Linked DNA regions of Homo sapiens: region 2 is linked to region 1. Evidence: read pairs that join two places in POLR2A ChIA-PET (ENCODE). Cell type or tissue: PC-9. All regions are shown on one strand.

The links. ChIA-PET counts read pairs that join two places held together with the same protein. Peaks named below come from ENCODE experiments on the same cell type or tissue, not always from the same donor. Only the 100,000 strongest peaks of a DNase experiment are listed, where the experiment ranks them.
Region 2: POLR2A ChIA-PET joins it to region 1 with 8 read pairs; 2 of 35 experiments call an interaction of 5 or more read pairs at or near these places.

Annotation. Positions count from the first base shown.
Region 1 is chr11:71,783,967-71,791,966 of GRCh38, forward strand. It overlaps the pseudogene FAM86C1P. Among named protein-coding and RNA genes, the nearest start is that of DEFB108B, 45 kb to the right of the region's middle. RefSeq lists a silencer at 2,826-3,135. In PC-9, no CTCF peak of the experiment used is centred here; DNase peaks (open chromatin) are centred at 2,815, 3,205, 4,295 and 5,665; H3K4me3 peaks cover 2,542 bases; H3K27ac peaks cover 3,341 bases.
Region 2 is chr11:71,626,672-71,634,671 of GRCh38, forward strand. It overlaps the pseudogene VPS51P11. Among named protein-coding and RNA genes, the nearest start is that of KRTAP5-11, 48 kb to the left of the region's middle. In PC-9, no CTCF peak of the experiment used is centred here; no DNase peak of the experiment used is centred here.

The sequences.
Region 1 (8,000 bases):
CTATAAAATTTTCTGTAAGTTGAAACACGACCTATAAAGGTCTCTACACCCTGAAGCAACGTTTTAGAAAGAAATCAACTGGTCCTTTTCTGCAGAAACCATTAACCATAGGAGAGATAAAGGAAAAACTTCAATGTACTGATTGAACTTCCATGCCCATAGCTTAATTTCTAAAAGGCAACCATTCCATACTGTTAAACTGCCTTAGGTTGTTATTACTGTTATTAAAGAGACCCTCAAAGCCAGAAGTTGAACCTTGACTGTAGTTCTTGCACGTACACGCACACTCTTGCAACTGAAACCACTCAGATTGTCCTAATGCTGTTTCCCATAGCAACACCACCTGGAATTTTACGTTTGGTTTTAAGCATCAGTCCTAATCTTCACTTGCACTCGAACACACCGCACCTGTGAGAGCCACGTGACATTAAAAAAATCCCTTCAGTGAGGCCGGGCATGGTGGCTCACACCTGTAATCCCAGCCCTTTGGGAGGCCAAGACAGATGGATCATGAGGTCAAGAGATCGAGACCATCCTGGCCAACATGGTGAACCCCTGTCTCTACTAAAAATACAAAAATTAGCTGGGCGTGGTGACGCGTGCCTGTAGTCCCAGCTACTCGGGAGGTTGAGGCAGGAGAATCGCTTGAGCCCGGGAGGCACAAGTTGCAGGAGCCAAGATCATGCCACTGCACTCCAGCCTGGCAACAGAGGGAGACTGTCTGAAACAAATCCCTTCAGTGCCTTGATCCTTCCAGATTCAGATCCAAGATAGATGACATTTGTCCCTCATCAGAGCCCGCACACCAAGATAAAGATTTCTTCTGGCTGGGCGCGGTGGTTCACGCCTGTAATCCCAGCACTTTGGAAGGCAGAGGCGGGCGGATCACCTGAGGTCAGGAATTTGAGACCAGCCTGGCCAACGTGTTCAAACCCTGTCTCCACTAAAAATACAAAAATGGCCCGGCATGGTGGCTCACGCCTGTAATCCCAGCTACTCGGGAGGCTGAGGCAGGAGAATCGCTTGAACCCGGGAGGTGGAGGTTGCAGTGAGCCGAGATCGCGCCATTGCACTCCAGCCTGGGCAAAAAGAGAGCGAAACTCCGTCTCAAAAAAATACAAAAGAAGAAAAGATTTCTTCTCTGTGCATGGCTCAGCTCTGTGGTCTGCTAGGGTCCTTCCTCAATCCGCTTCCAATCTATGGAATCAGGAAACACTCAACCAACCTAGATTTATTAATATTTTAGTATAACATAATACAGTGTTACTTTTTATAGCATTGACCGTATATGTCCTTTTGCTCCTTGGAGGAAAGGCAATTAATAGCTATTATGTGAGTTAATAAAATAAGCCCAGGATTTATGATCGTAACTAACCTGTTCCCGTTGGTTTTCCTTGTCTCCTGCAGGCAGAGAGCTGATCAAAACAGCAAAAGCAAAGCAGTGCCTCTGGCCCAGTTCTGAAGCCAACCTTCCTTAACCACCCAGACCCATCCCTGGTTAGGACTTGCTGTGGATTCTCAGGTGACTCCATCTCAGGATACAGGGACTGAGAGGGTGTATGCAACATCTCAGACCCAGAAACTGTTGATTCTGTCTAAAAACACAGCAATAACCACATCCCACCCTCTTGATTTAAATGAAAGTGTTTGGGGGAATAAAAGATGAACCTTTTTTTTTTCTTTGTCAGATCTTGCGCTCATTTGGTTCTGGTGGGGAACAACAGCTGTGAGAGAACACGTGTATTCAATTAGAATTAATTCCCCTCTCTTATTCTCACAGCTGAGCAGGGCTCAAGTGCCTCTCATCTGAAAGAGGTAATAAGATTTAATCTGTCTCCTCATCTACCTTCTGCAAGTATACTTAAAAAATTAGCTCTCGGGACTCTTCCAAATGGAGTTTTATGAGGGATTTGCTAAGGTAAACGTTTTAGACTTTGAACACAGTTCAGATTTCAGGGGCAGTACTGAAATCTGAACTGTGTTGCTAACTGCCCTGCCTTTCAACTCAAGACACAATAACTTTGAACTAAAATAATTATATTTTTGTTGTTTTCCACTCTGACCCCACGTCTATATCACCACCACCCCCAATCCCGCCCCCCAGGAGCTAACTCCTCCTTCCTGTCCCTGCAAGATCAAAACTCCTCCTGGAAGCCCCGCTAGCTCTGTCTGCTCGCCTTCGTGGCAGATATCACTATTGTACTTTTATACTCATTTGTGTGATAAGTACTTCAATGTCCACTTCTTCCACGAGCCCCTGAGCCCCTGGAGGGCCTGGACCACACCTAGTTTTTCTCACTGTTACATATCCCTTGCCAGACACATGGTAGACGCTTAATAAGTATTTGGTGAACGAATGGCTTGTTTGGTGACAGTCCAAAGGCTAGGGGACAGAGGGAAAGCTCCCTCCTATCGGGCCCCAGACGGGTGGCGCTGATGGAGAGGAGGCTAGGATAAGGCCTCCAGGACCGAAGCGCGCACCCATAAGGCCCCTGCCAAAAAGACCTTCCTGAAGGCGGAGGAACTGTGAGAGTGCCTACGTTGGCCCAAGGCCTGACCCGACGATCCCGGGGACCCTAGCCCTAACGGCCCCGCCTCCTGGGCCCCAAACCCGGACTCGGCCCCGCCCGAAGCTCCGGATCCTGGGGCCCGACCATGGCCCCGAGTCGGCAGACCGTGGACTCGCTCCTGGGCCTGCCTCAAACCCTCCGCAGGTAACGCCTCCCGAACTTGAGCCACACTCCAATCCCCTCCTCAAACCCCTCCCCGTTTCTCACACCTTGGACCCCTCGCTCCGTCTCGGCCCAGCCCCAAGCCCAGCTCCCTCTCCGCCCCTGAGCCCAGCCCCGACCCGCCTCCCAGTCTCTTGGTCCCTCCCGACACCGGCCCCTCCCTAAGCTCCGCCTCCCAGGGCCCGCCTCCTGAGCGCAGCCCGCAGCCCGGACTCGGCCCCGCCTCCCGGACCCTGGGCCCCTCCCCACGTCGGCCCGTCCTAAGCTCCGCCTCCCAGAGTCCGAGCAGCGCCTGGCCACGTGCTACGACATAGCCAACGCCCCGCCCTGGCCCCGCCTCCTGAGCGCTTCTCCTGGTCTGGTCTTAGCCCCGCCCCAAGACCTGTCTCCTGGACTCTGCTCCGAGTCTCGCCTCCTGAACCCAATCATTGTTTATCCCCACCCTAACGCCCGCCTCCGGGAATCTTATCCTGCCCCCATGCAAGGCCCCGCCTCCAGGACGCCTCCAACCTGGACGCTTCCGAAGCCCCACTTCCAGGATCGCCCTGTCCTGGCCCCGCCCCAGGACCCACCAACCTGAACTCTCCCGAGGACCTGCCCCAACGACACTTATCCTGGCCCTACCCCAGGCCTCGCCCTCATAATGCTCATCCTAGCCCCACCCCAAGCCCCGGCCTCATAACTCTCATCCTGGCCCCGCCCTAGAGCCACCCCCACGACTCTACCTCCAGGCCCCGCCCCCTCTCTGCCCCGGTGCACTGCCCTGGGCCCGCCCCCTCTTCAGTCCAGGCCCGGCTTCCGCCCGGTCTCCCGGCAAGGCTGAGGCCCCGCCCCCGTCATGGCGCCCGAGGAGAACGCGGGGAGCGAACTCTTGCTGCAGAGTTTCAAGCGCCGCTTCCTGGCAGCGCGCGCCCTGCGCTCCTTCCGCTGGCAGGTGGGCGGCGGGGCTAGCGGAGAGGTCCGCGGGGCTCGCGGGAGTCCAGGGGCAGACGGGATGGGTCTCCGTGCTGAAGCCCCCGGCGCTCCCGCCACGTGAGTGCCTGGGCTCTCGCCGGTCAGGTCCGCGCGACCCGGTCCCCGTCCCTGGGGCCTGGCCAGAGTCGCTCGCACCCTTCTTGCCCCGCGGGCTGGCGGCGTAAGCTGGGGGCCTCTCCACCGTCTTGGGAGGCACACGCGCACTCGTTGTGGGGTACAGTTCACGATCATTTTCACGACTTTTTAAAGACAGTAATCCTTCTGGTCACTGGGACACAGCTGCCCTCGCCCATTCTAAAAAGTCAGCGCCCTCAGGACCGCGGGTAACCACGTCCTACTGAGCGCGGTGACCAGGTCACAGGCTGTCCCTCGTGCCTCAGTGTTCTCATCTGTATGTCGAGCACTGCACAGAATTAGCTCATGCGCTGAGGCTTTCACACCTGTGATGGAAGAGACAGAGAAGGGGGTGGCCTCTCCTCTCCCTGGAGACCTGCCATTCTCAGCACAGGCCCATGGCAGGCAGCAGCCTCCCTTCTGCCAGTAGAGGGGCTTAATGCACCTGGCCCCATTTGTAATTCATGTGCGGTGAGCTCACTGGGATGAGTCAGTTTGGATATATATTCCTCCCTGGGTCTGCCCCATTTTATGGGTGTTGCTTAATCATTTGGGTTATTCCATTGACATAAAATATTTAGCACTCAGAGATCATTTCTGGTCAGGAGAAATTTGTGCATTTTTAACCCAAAATAGAAACCTTCATAAAAGCATCATAGGTCTCCATTCAATATTGACTATAATTGTTCACATGCCCGCGCTGCATGCTAACTTGGGCTCACCCTCAACACCCACGAGGTGGGTACTATTATTATCACTCACATTTAACCAGAGGGATTGTTTGATTAGGGTGCAGTAGTTGAGAGTTCACACCCAGGAGACAGCCTGCCTGCTTCGAATCCTGGCCCAAGCCCTGGCCCTGTGTGACCTTGGGCAAGTGACTGCATCTCTCTGTGCTGTTGTTTTCTTATTAATAAAATGAGGGATATAATGATACCTACCTCTTAGGGTTGTCGTCAGGGTTGAGTACAAAAGCCTGTGGATCAGTGCCTGGCTCATGATAAATGCATGTCGGTGTTAGCTAGTGTTTTTATTCAGTCTCAAAATGTTTAATAAATGCCTTCCGTGAGCCAGCCACCATGGATCAGCAGTACCCATGACAGATGAGGCTCTGCTTGCATGGGAGAGCCAGAGAATTAACAAATAAATGAATAAACAAGAAAAGACCAGATGAGAGTGGCTTTAAAGCCAATAAAACAGGGAAATGGTGAATGGAGCAACTGGGGAGAAGAGTCACCAAAGTCGGGGAATCAGGGAAGCCTTCCCCAAAGAGGTGGCATTTGAACTGGGGCCTGAGTGGTGAAGCAGCCAGCCATGGGAAGGGCTTGGGGAACAGGATATGCAAAGGCCTTGTGGTGGAAACAAGCCAGCTGTGGTTGAGGAACAACAGCAAGGCAGCCAGTGTGGCTGGAGTGGAGTGAGCAGGGTGGGCCAGAGGCGAGGGAGAACAGGCCAGAGAGAGGGATTAGGACCAGGTCTTGTAGGGTCTTTTATGGCATGGAAGGAGCTCTGAAGCAATGAAGTGCCTTGCCCTGTGTCACATATCAGCCGAGACAGTCTGGCTAACTCTGGAGCCAAAGTTCGCTGCTGGGCTTGAGGTCCCTGTAAGAGGACAATGTAACCCAGGCTGGTATGGGCACATTCTGCATTTCCACTTAAACTCAGATGGCAAGCCCATCAAACTTTGGTGCCATGGCTGCCCTGGTAATTCCTGGCTGACCAGTGCAACCAGGGAGCTGGCCCATGACGTGGGTGGCCGCTAAGTAGCCAGGACTAATGTGGCCAAGAGTCAGTCTTCTAACCTTCTTCCTGTGACTCATCCAGGTGCACCCTGCGACATCTGAAGGTCAGGCTTTCAGCTGCTGTGGCTTCCACTTCCAACTGGCTCCACATCCCCAGGGAGAGATCACACAGCCCTTTGCCAACTCATTCTATTGCGTGTTTAATGTTCCTGTGAATGCACCCTTGAGATTTCTCTCTCTCCTCTCCACACAGAGCTTAGAAGCAAAGTTAAGAGACTCATCAGATTCTGAGCTGCTGCGGGATATTTTGCAGAAGGTAAGAATTCCAGAGTCCCTGGGACTCATGACCCTGCCTCCTGAATCTCTCCGGAAGACCTGAGAGAAGAAGCACAGGTGTGCTTGTACCCTTTAAAAACACCCCTGTTCAAGGAACAAAACCATTGAGTCAGCACTGCAGGTGGGTGTCGGCACCTCCAACAGCTCCAGCTCTTTCATTTTCTATATAAGACTTAGACAAAGATATCAGAATATACAAAATTCTGCATGAGAGGGGGGAATCTAGGGAAAGTTTTTTAAACCCCCCACAGCAAAAACAGAGATGACAGGTGCAAAACAGCTTCTAACATTTGGTAGATGCTCAGAGACTTTCTTTTTTGCATTCGTGAGGCCTGTCCTGCCCACTCCTGTCTCTTCTAGACCTAAATGGGCCCTTACTTTGCCCAGGGTGGGGTTTGGACTCAAGAGCATCTGCATGTAGGTGAGAGGCAGGATCACCACCCGGCCCAGCCACAGCCTGACCTTGGCCTTGAGGGCCAAGTGCAGATCACCCTGCATCCTGGGTCTTCACCTTCGAAGAGCCATGAGCCCTTCTGAAAAGACAAAGCAATAGACTCCCTCCCAGAAAGAAGTGCACCAGAAGAATACATTTTCCATACAAACTCTGGAGGCAGACATTGTCCACCCCCACCCACCCAGCCCATCCTAGGAGCCCCAGTGAAGAATTCCTGTGCTAGAGGTGAACCAAGATTATCCATGTGGAAAAGATGCAGCCACAGCAGGGAAGACTTTTGGGGCAATACAGTAGGTCAGGGCTTCGAGCATGGAGATACCTGAAGTTGTCTTGCACCCTGCTCTGAGTTTCACCCTGAGCATCACTCTCGTAGGTGGTGAAGCATGAAATGTAGGAATAGCTGCTTTAAAACCCAGCACAAGGCTGGGTGCACTGGCTCACATCTGTAATCCCAGGACTTTGGGAAGCTGAGGTGGACAGATCACCTAAGGTCAGGAGTTCAAGACGGGCCTGGCCAACATGGCAAAAACACATCTCTACTAAAAAAACAAAAATTAGCTGGGCGTGGTGGTGCACGCCTATAGTCCCAGCTACTCGGGAGGCTGAGGCAGGAGAATCGCTTGAACCCAGGAGGCAGAGGCTGCGGTGAGCCAAGATTGGGCCACTGCACTCCAGCCTGGGCAACAGAGCGAGACTCTGTGTCAGAAAAAATGAAAAACCAGCACCAGCCTGAAGAGCCTGTGTATTGCGTGGGGTACTTTGCTGCCCTTGGGCAGAATCTGCATCCCTCCCAGCCAGCAGGCACTGCAGACTGTCTCCTCCCTCTCCCTCCAGGCTCCTGTTTTCCTACCATCCCCTGTCCTGCTGCACTAGTCCCTCTGCCCTCCTTTCCAAGTGCCAGGCTGTGGCCACCTCAGAGCTTGCACCAGCTGTTGCCACTGCCTGGAACTTGCTCGTCCTGCACTTGACTTCTCTTGGCTTTAGCTGGAGTGTCACCCTGAGCGTCCCCTCCCCTCCATCCTGTCCCCAGGGACACACGCTGAAAGAGAGCAGTTGCCGAGTGGGCCTTCCCTCCTCTTCCATAGAGCCAGACAGTTGGCGACTGTCTTTACTGCAAACGCTGGTTCACACTGGCTCCCCTGGGAGGGAGGTGGTTTGGGCCCACGTGCCCTGTGTTCCTGCTCAGAATGGGCATTAGAAATGCTGCCATAGCCTGTGCCACTGCAGTGGAAGCATTTTTAGGAAACGGCTTATAGCTTAAGACAAACTTCAGATGCATGGGGCCAGAACGCTGTGTCCATCTGCATCTTTGCTGAGGGATCCGGTAGCCTGGAGTTTGCCCTCTGCCATGTTGGCTTGAGGCTCATAGGCGACTTAAGACGGGCTCTCGAGCAACCAATGTTCTGTCCCTTGCAGTAGACTGTGAAGCATCCTGTGTGTGTGAAGCACCCGCCGTCAGTCAAGTATGCCCGGTGCTTTCTCTCAGAACTCATCAAAAAGGTCAGTTATGGGCAGTGTCCGCCCAGTAGCAGGACAGCATAGCCACCTGCGTGCTGCAGACCTCATCCTTCCCAGGCCCTGGGCCTGCTTTGCAAACCCCAGTATGGCAGGGGCCTCCCCAGGCAACTGGCTGCAGCCGCGTGTGAC
Region 2 (8,000 bases), 160 kb before region 1:
GGGTGGAGAGAAACATAAATCTGGCTTACGCACACGTCCAGTCATAGTACCTTCCCGTGAACTTCATTATGACATAGATTCTATTGCTCACATCTTCGTTGCTGACCTTCTCCTTATTGTCACCCTGCCCTCCTACTACATTCCTTTTTGCTAAAATAATAAAAATAATAATCAATAAAAACTGAGGGAACTCAGAGGCCGGTGCCGGTGCAGGTCCTTGGTATGCTGAGCGCCAGTCCCCTGGGCTCACTGTTGTTTCTCTATACTTTGTCTCTGTGTCTTATTTCTTTTCTCAGTCTCTCGTCCCACATGACTAGAAATACCCACAGGTGTGGAGGGGCAGGCCACCCCTTCAAGTGAGTGCTGAGGGACGGTCGGGAGCCTTGTTTGTTTCCTCATCCTAAGGACAAACAGGGGAGTGCGGTGGGCAGATGGGAGGAGACCAATATGCAACTCTCTGCTCAGCAGACTGTGGAGTTCCTGTTCTTGGTTGTGCTGGGGGTCTCAGAAATCTTATTCAAAATTTTGCTTTCCTCCCCCACTGGTTGTCCTTTTCATAGACATCTCACCCATGATAGCAGGGAATCAGTCCCTCTAAACTATTCCCTAAGAACAACAAAGAGATTATGAAGGTGATGATGAGGATAAAGAGGATGACGACAGACACCATGACATCATGAACCCTTACTGAGGGCTTCCTAAAGGCCAGGCTCTGAGCTCTGTTCTCTATGCAGCTTGTTTCATTTCATCTGCGTAGTCTCCATGTTATTAGTGCACATTTCAGGATGATTTTACAGACTAGAAAAGGCGCAACGGATTTTCATGTAGCTTGTACCAGATCACGAAGTCAAAAAGGGCGAAGTCCAATTTGAACCAGGCAGTCTAAGTCCAGACACATGGCATTTGGCCAGTCCTCTCCCTGCATCCAACCTGTCCTCTCAAATCCTTGTCACTCAGGCCGATGGCCCTGCTCACTCTGCCCTTCCCTTTGGGGGTTCCTTGGAGACCACAGATAGACCAGTGGGTTCCACAATCACTGTGTCATGTATAGAAAGGGCAGCTGAGATCACATCAAGGATTCCAGAAAGAATTGGCACAGGATCATTCGGGACGCATCTCTCCCTTGCCCCTGTTCCTGGCTTTCTTTACAGCTCTTGACTTCCTCAAAGGAGTCATCAATTCGGAGTTTGGCTTCCATTCCTATTGAGGAAGCTGGAAAGTGTTTCAAAAATGCTCCTCCGTTGTGCCTGTGGCTAAGACCTCTGAGCTCTGCTTAAAACTTTATGAAGCTGGGCGCGGTGGCTCACTCCTGTAATCCCAGCCCTTTGGGAGGCTGAGGCAGGCGAATCACAAGGTCAGGAGTTCGAGACCAGCCTGGCCAACATGGTGAAACCCTGTCTTTACTAAAAATACAAAAAAAAAAAAAAAATTGCCAAGCATGGTGGCATATGCCTGTAATCCCAGCTACTGGGGAGGCTGAGGCAGGAGACTCCTTTGAAGCCGGAGACAGAGGTTGCAGTGAACCGAGATCACGTCACTGCACTCCAGCCTGGGCAACAGAGCAAGACTCTGTCTCAAATAAATAAATAAATGAAAATTACGAAAAAAAGTGCTTGGATGGGCTTGACAAACTTTAGCCATTAGCTCACGTACTACTTTGGAAGGGCATACCTTCAGTCACTTCACCCTTTAATCCCTTTGCTCAAGACTAAAGTTCTGAGAGGAAGTCTAATCGGCTGAGTTGTGTCCATGTGGGCAGTGCAGGAAAGGATGAAGCGGGAGGCGGCTCCAGGGACGTCTTTGGCTTCTATCATGGGGGGAGCAGGCGCCTGGATTATCCACCTTAACAAATCTGGACAAAGGAAAACGAGGTTCTCTGAGGAAGGAGACATAGAGCCCAAGGAGCTAACCAAGAGACAAATAGTCATCCTGTCTTGTCATTTTCTTTCACACTTGTGTGTACATTATCTTACACTTATCATTTTGTTTTCTTTCTCTCCTTTAATTGCACCTTGCTGCCAAAAGTTAAAATAAAATGAAAGTATTGAGATAGCTCAGTAACTGACTTTTGGTCAATTGCCTTTTCCTATAGTGAACAGCTGCCCAAACGATTGTCTCTGTCACTGCAAATTTGCAAGCGTTTGCATGATCACTCCCAATCCCCCAACACAGGGCTGTGTTACAGCACAATTTAGTTCAGTGTTTTGCTCTCTGCAACAGGGAGGTTCTCATCCATTACAGGTTGCAGTAAAAACAGGGGTACCATAAGCAACCACCTCTTTCCTCAACGATGTGATGAAAGCAAAAGCCAAGTAGCTCCATGTATCCAACTTAAAAATATAAAAATTACGCCCGTGGGCTGCAGTTGGACCTATGGCGGCGGCAGCTGTCACTGGGCCTAGCCCAGGATGTGGACCTGGGGACTCCCCAGAAGGGCAGGAGCGGGAGGCTCACGGAGCGTCGGCGGAAGGCACACAGGATGCTAAAGCTTTACAAAGGCCTCTCGGAAGGGGAGGCGTTGGGACTCCCTGCGGGGCCCGACCCCCTGGACCCCACTGATCTGAACGGGGCGCACTTCGACCCGGAAGTTTACCTGGACAAGCTGCCTAGAGAGTGCCCTCTGGCCCAGCTGATCGACAGTGAGACGGACATGGTGCAGCAGATCCGGGCTCTAGACAGCGACATGCAAACCCTGGTCTATGAGAACTACGATAAGTTCATCCCAGCCACCGAAATTGACAAACAGCATAAAACTGTATGAGGAATTGCAGGAAACCCAGAATTTCCCATATAACCTTGTAAAAGAAGAACAAAGTTGGAAGACTCACAAAAAAATGTATATACATATATATATATATACATATATATATATAAAGTTGTATTTTCGTTCTGTTGTAAATGTTTAGTAATTTCTATTGTGATTTTTCATTTAACTCATGAAAGGATATTTTTAATTTTCCAAATGTGTGCTTGTGTTTAGCTATCTTCTTGCTGTTGACTTCTAATTTTGTTGCATTATGGTCAGGAAAATGTGGTCTGGACAATGTCAATCGTATAGTGGATCTTGTTGAGACTTCTTTATGGCCTAATATGTGGCCAGTTTTTTTTTTTTCTTTGCAAATTTGCCACGTGGTTAAAAGGAATGTGGATTATTTGTTTTTTTTAGGAGAGTTTTTATTTTTAAATAGATAAGGTTCTCAGTGTAATTGAAATCTAGCTTCAATTAACAATATGCTAGATCTCTCAAACCTTAGGATGTTAGTCAGTGTAACAGTAGACTGCTGCTGAGATGAATAAACCCTGAATTCTCAGTGGGTTGGCACCCATAACATAGTCTGGTGTAGGGCAGGGGTTCTCCTTGGGGGCCCTTGTCCAACAGTGATTCAGAGATTCTGGAGGTTTCCATCTTTTAATTCTGCCATCTCAGAGTTTTTCACTTGTAGCCATATGGATAGGGAGAGAGGGAATATAGCTCACACTTGCCTTTGATAACCTTGGCCTGAAGGGATTTCTTACATTCCTATTGGTGGAAATGCAGTCACATGGTTCCAAACTAACTGCAAGTGAGGCTGGGAAACGTAGTCCTTCTGCATGTCCAGGAAGAGGAATGGTGTGAACATAGCATTGTCTTTGACACACTAAGCATGTGCTGAAGAGTTCTTACTCTTATAGGAGGTGTGTCTGTCCTGTGTAACTTTCTCAGTTTTTGCTTAGATAGTTTCAGGCAATGTTGTTTGGTGCATTCAGCTTGATGATTATTATGTCCTCTTGGCAAAGTAGTCAAGATTCCCATCAGTTTGAATGAAAGTGTTTTACAGATAGGTCAGGAAATGTTAATACTTTAAAAGGCCCTTCTATTCCTCCACTCTACAGATAAGAAGAACAGAGTCCTAGAGAGAGGAGGTCATGGGTCTCACTCATGAGTGGCAGAATTGAAACCAACATGGCAGTAACTTTGCCTTTCCCCCATCATGTTCTCCCTCTATCTTCACTCTGCTGATTTCTTCACTTGCTCCATACAGACCTCCCAGTGCCAAGTGTATAAGTGTGTCCAGAATTGGTGGGTTCTTGGTCTCACTGACTTCAAGAATGAAGCCGCGGACCCTCCTGGTGAGTGTTACAGTTCTTAAAAGTGGTGTGTCTGGAGTTTGTTCCTTCTGATGTTCAGATGTGTTTGAAGCTTCTTCCTTCTGGTGGGGTTCGTGGTCTCGCTGGCTCAGGAGTGAAGCTGCAGACCTTCACGGTGAGTGTTACAGCTCTTAAGGCTGCAGGTCTGGAGTTGTTCATTTCTCCCAGTGGGTTCATGGTCTCGCTGGCTTCAGGAGTGAAGCTGCAGACCTTCTCAGTGAGTGTTACAGCTCATAAAGGCAGTGTGGACCCAAACAGTGAGCAGCAACAAGATTTATTGCAAAGAGCAAAAGAACAAAGCTTCCACAGTGTGGAAGGGGACCCCAGTGGGTTGCCACTGCTGGCTCGGGCAGCCTGCTTTTATTTTCTTACCTGGCCCCACCCACATCCTGCTGATTGGTCCATTTTACAGAGAGCCTGAGTGGTCTGTTTTGACAGGGCACTGATTGGTGCGTTTACAATCCCTGAGCTAGACACAAAGGCTCCCCACATCCCCACTAGATTAGCTAGATACAGAGTGTCCACACAAAGGTTCTCCAAGTCCCCACCATAGTAGCTAGATACAGAGTGTCGATTGGTACATTCACAAACCCTGAGCTAGACACAGGGTGCTGAATAGTGTGTTTACAAACCTTGAGCTACATACATAGTGCCGACTGGTGTATTTACAATCCCTTAGCTAGACATAAAGGTTCTAGAAGTCCCCTCCAGACTCAGGAACCCAGTTGGCTTCACCCAGTGGATCCCGCACAGGAGCTGCAAGTGGAGCTGCCTGCCAGTCCCTCTCCGTGCGCCCACACTCCTCAGCCCTTGGGTGGTCGATGGGACTAGGTGCCGTGGAGCAGGGGGCGGTGCTTGTCGGAGAGGCTCGGGCCACGCAGGAGCCCATGGAGTGGGGAGGCTAAGGAATGGTGGGCTGCAGGTCCGGAGCCCTGCCCCACAGAGAGGCAGCTAAGGCCCGGCGAGAAGTCGAGCACAGCAACTGCTGGCCCAGGTGTTAAGCCCTTCACTGCCCGGACCAGCAAGGCCGGCTGGCAGCTCCTAGTGCGGGGCCACCAAGCCCACGCCCACCCAGAACTCCAGCCGGCAGGCAAGCAGCATGCGTAGCCCTGGTTTCAGCTCATGCCTCTCCCTCCACACCTCCCTGCAAGCTGAGGGAGCCAGCTCTGACCTTGGCCAGCCCAGAAAGGGGGTCCCACCATGCAGCTGCGTGCTGAAGGGCTCCTCAAGTGCCTCCAAAGTGGGAGCCCAGGCAAAGGAGGTGCCGAGAGCGAGCGAGGGCTGTGAGAGCTGCCAGCATGCTGTCACCTCTCATAAGGAGTGATTAATCTGAGCTTCTCCAGAAAGTCCATTCCTGGTAGGCACTGGGAATAAGAAATCTCAGAGTATAAAAAACATCAAGTGGTAGCACTTTTGTGAATGGCTCTCAAATTAGATCCTTTACCTTTTTTTTCATGAAGCACAGTTGCACAAATCACGCTTAGCCTGAGATGAAACACATATTAGAGAAAGGTTCTCTCTATAACATTACGTGTTACTCAAATGAGCATTAAAAAGAGGAGACGGGACATGCTCTCTCTAGCTATTATTACCTCCACTATACAGTTGACATACACAAGCTCACTATTGCATTATGTTTTATTCAACAAAATAACTTTAATGTTGAAGCTTAAATTGAATTCGTTAAAACATCTTTGTCTCCAGCATAATGTGCCTCAAGTGTCTTCTTGGTGCCTGAATTTTCTCCAGAATTATAGTGCTGAAGCTATGGAAATGGTGAAATTATATGCAATCTGCAAAACAATGTGGCTATAACGTGGTAATTGGCCTTCCACATAATTAAAGGAACATTTCCTCATCAGAGCTGTTCCATCAGAGACCCAAAGGCTATCGTTGTACAAATCACCCACTTAGGAAAACCTTTATTCCCAGTAGCCTATAAAAATCTGGTTATGCAAACAGATTTGCTTACTCAGTAACATTAATGGCTTCTCATATTTAAAAAGTCATCAATGTGATTGACCTATAATCTGTTTCCTCTGTGACCAAGTGTCATTTTTATTTTGACAGTTAGGAGCCTTTTGACTCTTTCACAGCTGGCATGAAGGCACAGGGAGGGAAATCTCAAAAACCAACAACCTGTGTATTCCCAGCCTATTAATCAATAGAATATCACTTCAACTGGATTAGGGTCTTTTACCTGGAAGAAAGGCTCTTATGGACATTGGAATTGGATTTTTACACTTGATATGACACCTCCTTGAGTCAGATCAGATACGTGTTTGATAGACTCTTGCCGAAAAATTGCTCCAGGGTCTGTGCAGCAGCTAAAACCTTTTTGTTGTTGTTGTTGTTGTTTTAAAAGCAGCATTAAATGTTTTCATGAAGACCTTCCCAGAAGTGATTTTATTGGGAACATGGTCTTTAGCTCTGGTCCTGAATAACTCACACTGAGGAAACCTCTAACAAGTGTTGTATTGGAAGATGTCTGATGGATGGTTGGTTTTAATAACAAATCTCTTCCCTTTTTCTGTCCCCTGTGTTCTATTCTCCTTTCTCTACACATTATTCTGGGAGGATTCACTTATTCCCAACGTCGTTTCCTCTTTATTTCAATTCCAGAGCTCTCTGTATAACTCCAGGCTGATGAATCCAACTGCCCAGTTGTTATCTCCACTTGGCTGTCTGTCTTGCATTGACCTCATCTTACCTTTCCTCTCCTGATTTCCTCTTCTGCCTGGGGTCACCACGTCAGATTCACACCACCATCCACCCAGCTTCCAAAACACCTGGGCCTCCTCCTTCATTCCTCCCTCTGTCTCAGTGAAGTTAGTCTACTGTCTCCTCTCCATCCTCACTGCCACAGCCTTGGTCCAGCCAACCATCTTGTCTCACTTGGTGTATTGCAACATCCTACCTGATCTACTCACCTCCCACTCTCCTCCAGCCAGACTGCTCTTTTTATAGCACAAAGTGGATCATTACTCCCCTGCCTAAAAACATCTACTGTCTCCCTTTGTCTACAGGATAAACATGACAAAGAGCCTTTAAGATTTGGCTCCAACTTACCTCTACATTAGTCACTTTTTACAATTATATGAACATCTCTCAGCTTCTCACCCTCTCATGTCTCGACTTTTGCACATGCTCTTCCCTCTGCTGGGAATGATCTTCCACACCTCTCCTATCAACCTGGCTAATTCCTACCATATTCTAGTCTTCAACTGAGGAGTCCTGTGGTGGAGAAGGATTTCTGACCACCTGATAGAGATTGCATGCCCACCTATCTCCTGGCTTTTTTTTTTTTTTGACGGAGTCTCGCTCTGGCAATCCAGGCTGGAGTGCAGTGGCGCGATCTTGGCTCACTGCAATCTCCGCCTCCCGGGTTCAAGCAATTCTCCCACCTCAGCCTTCTGAGTATCTGGAATTACAGGTGCCCACCACCACAACCGGCTAATGTTTTTGTATTTTTAGTAAAGACAGAATTTCACCATGTTGGCCAGGCTGTTTTCGAACTCCTGGCCTCAAGTGATCCACCCACCTTGGCCTCCCAAAGTGCTGGGATTACAGGCATGAACAACTGCACCTGGCCGATTGGGTGCCCCTTCTTTGTGCTCCCATTGCCCCAGGCATACTGTCACCATAACTCTTACCATTCTGAGTTGAAAATGATTTTTTTTTTTTGCTTTTTATTTCTCTCATTAAATGCAAAGCTCATTGAAAAGAGGATGGTGGTTGTTCACTGTTGTACTCCTAACCTTTGACTCAGTGTCCTGAGGTCGGCTCTAGAGCTGTGCACACATGTTCAGACATTGGAGCCAATCTTGTCTAGCGCCTCTTTTGAGGTGGCTTGGAGAAAAGTCAGTAGGTAC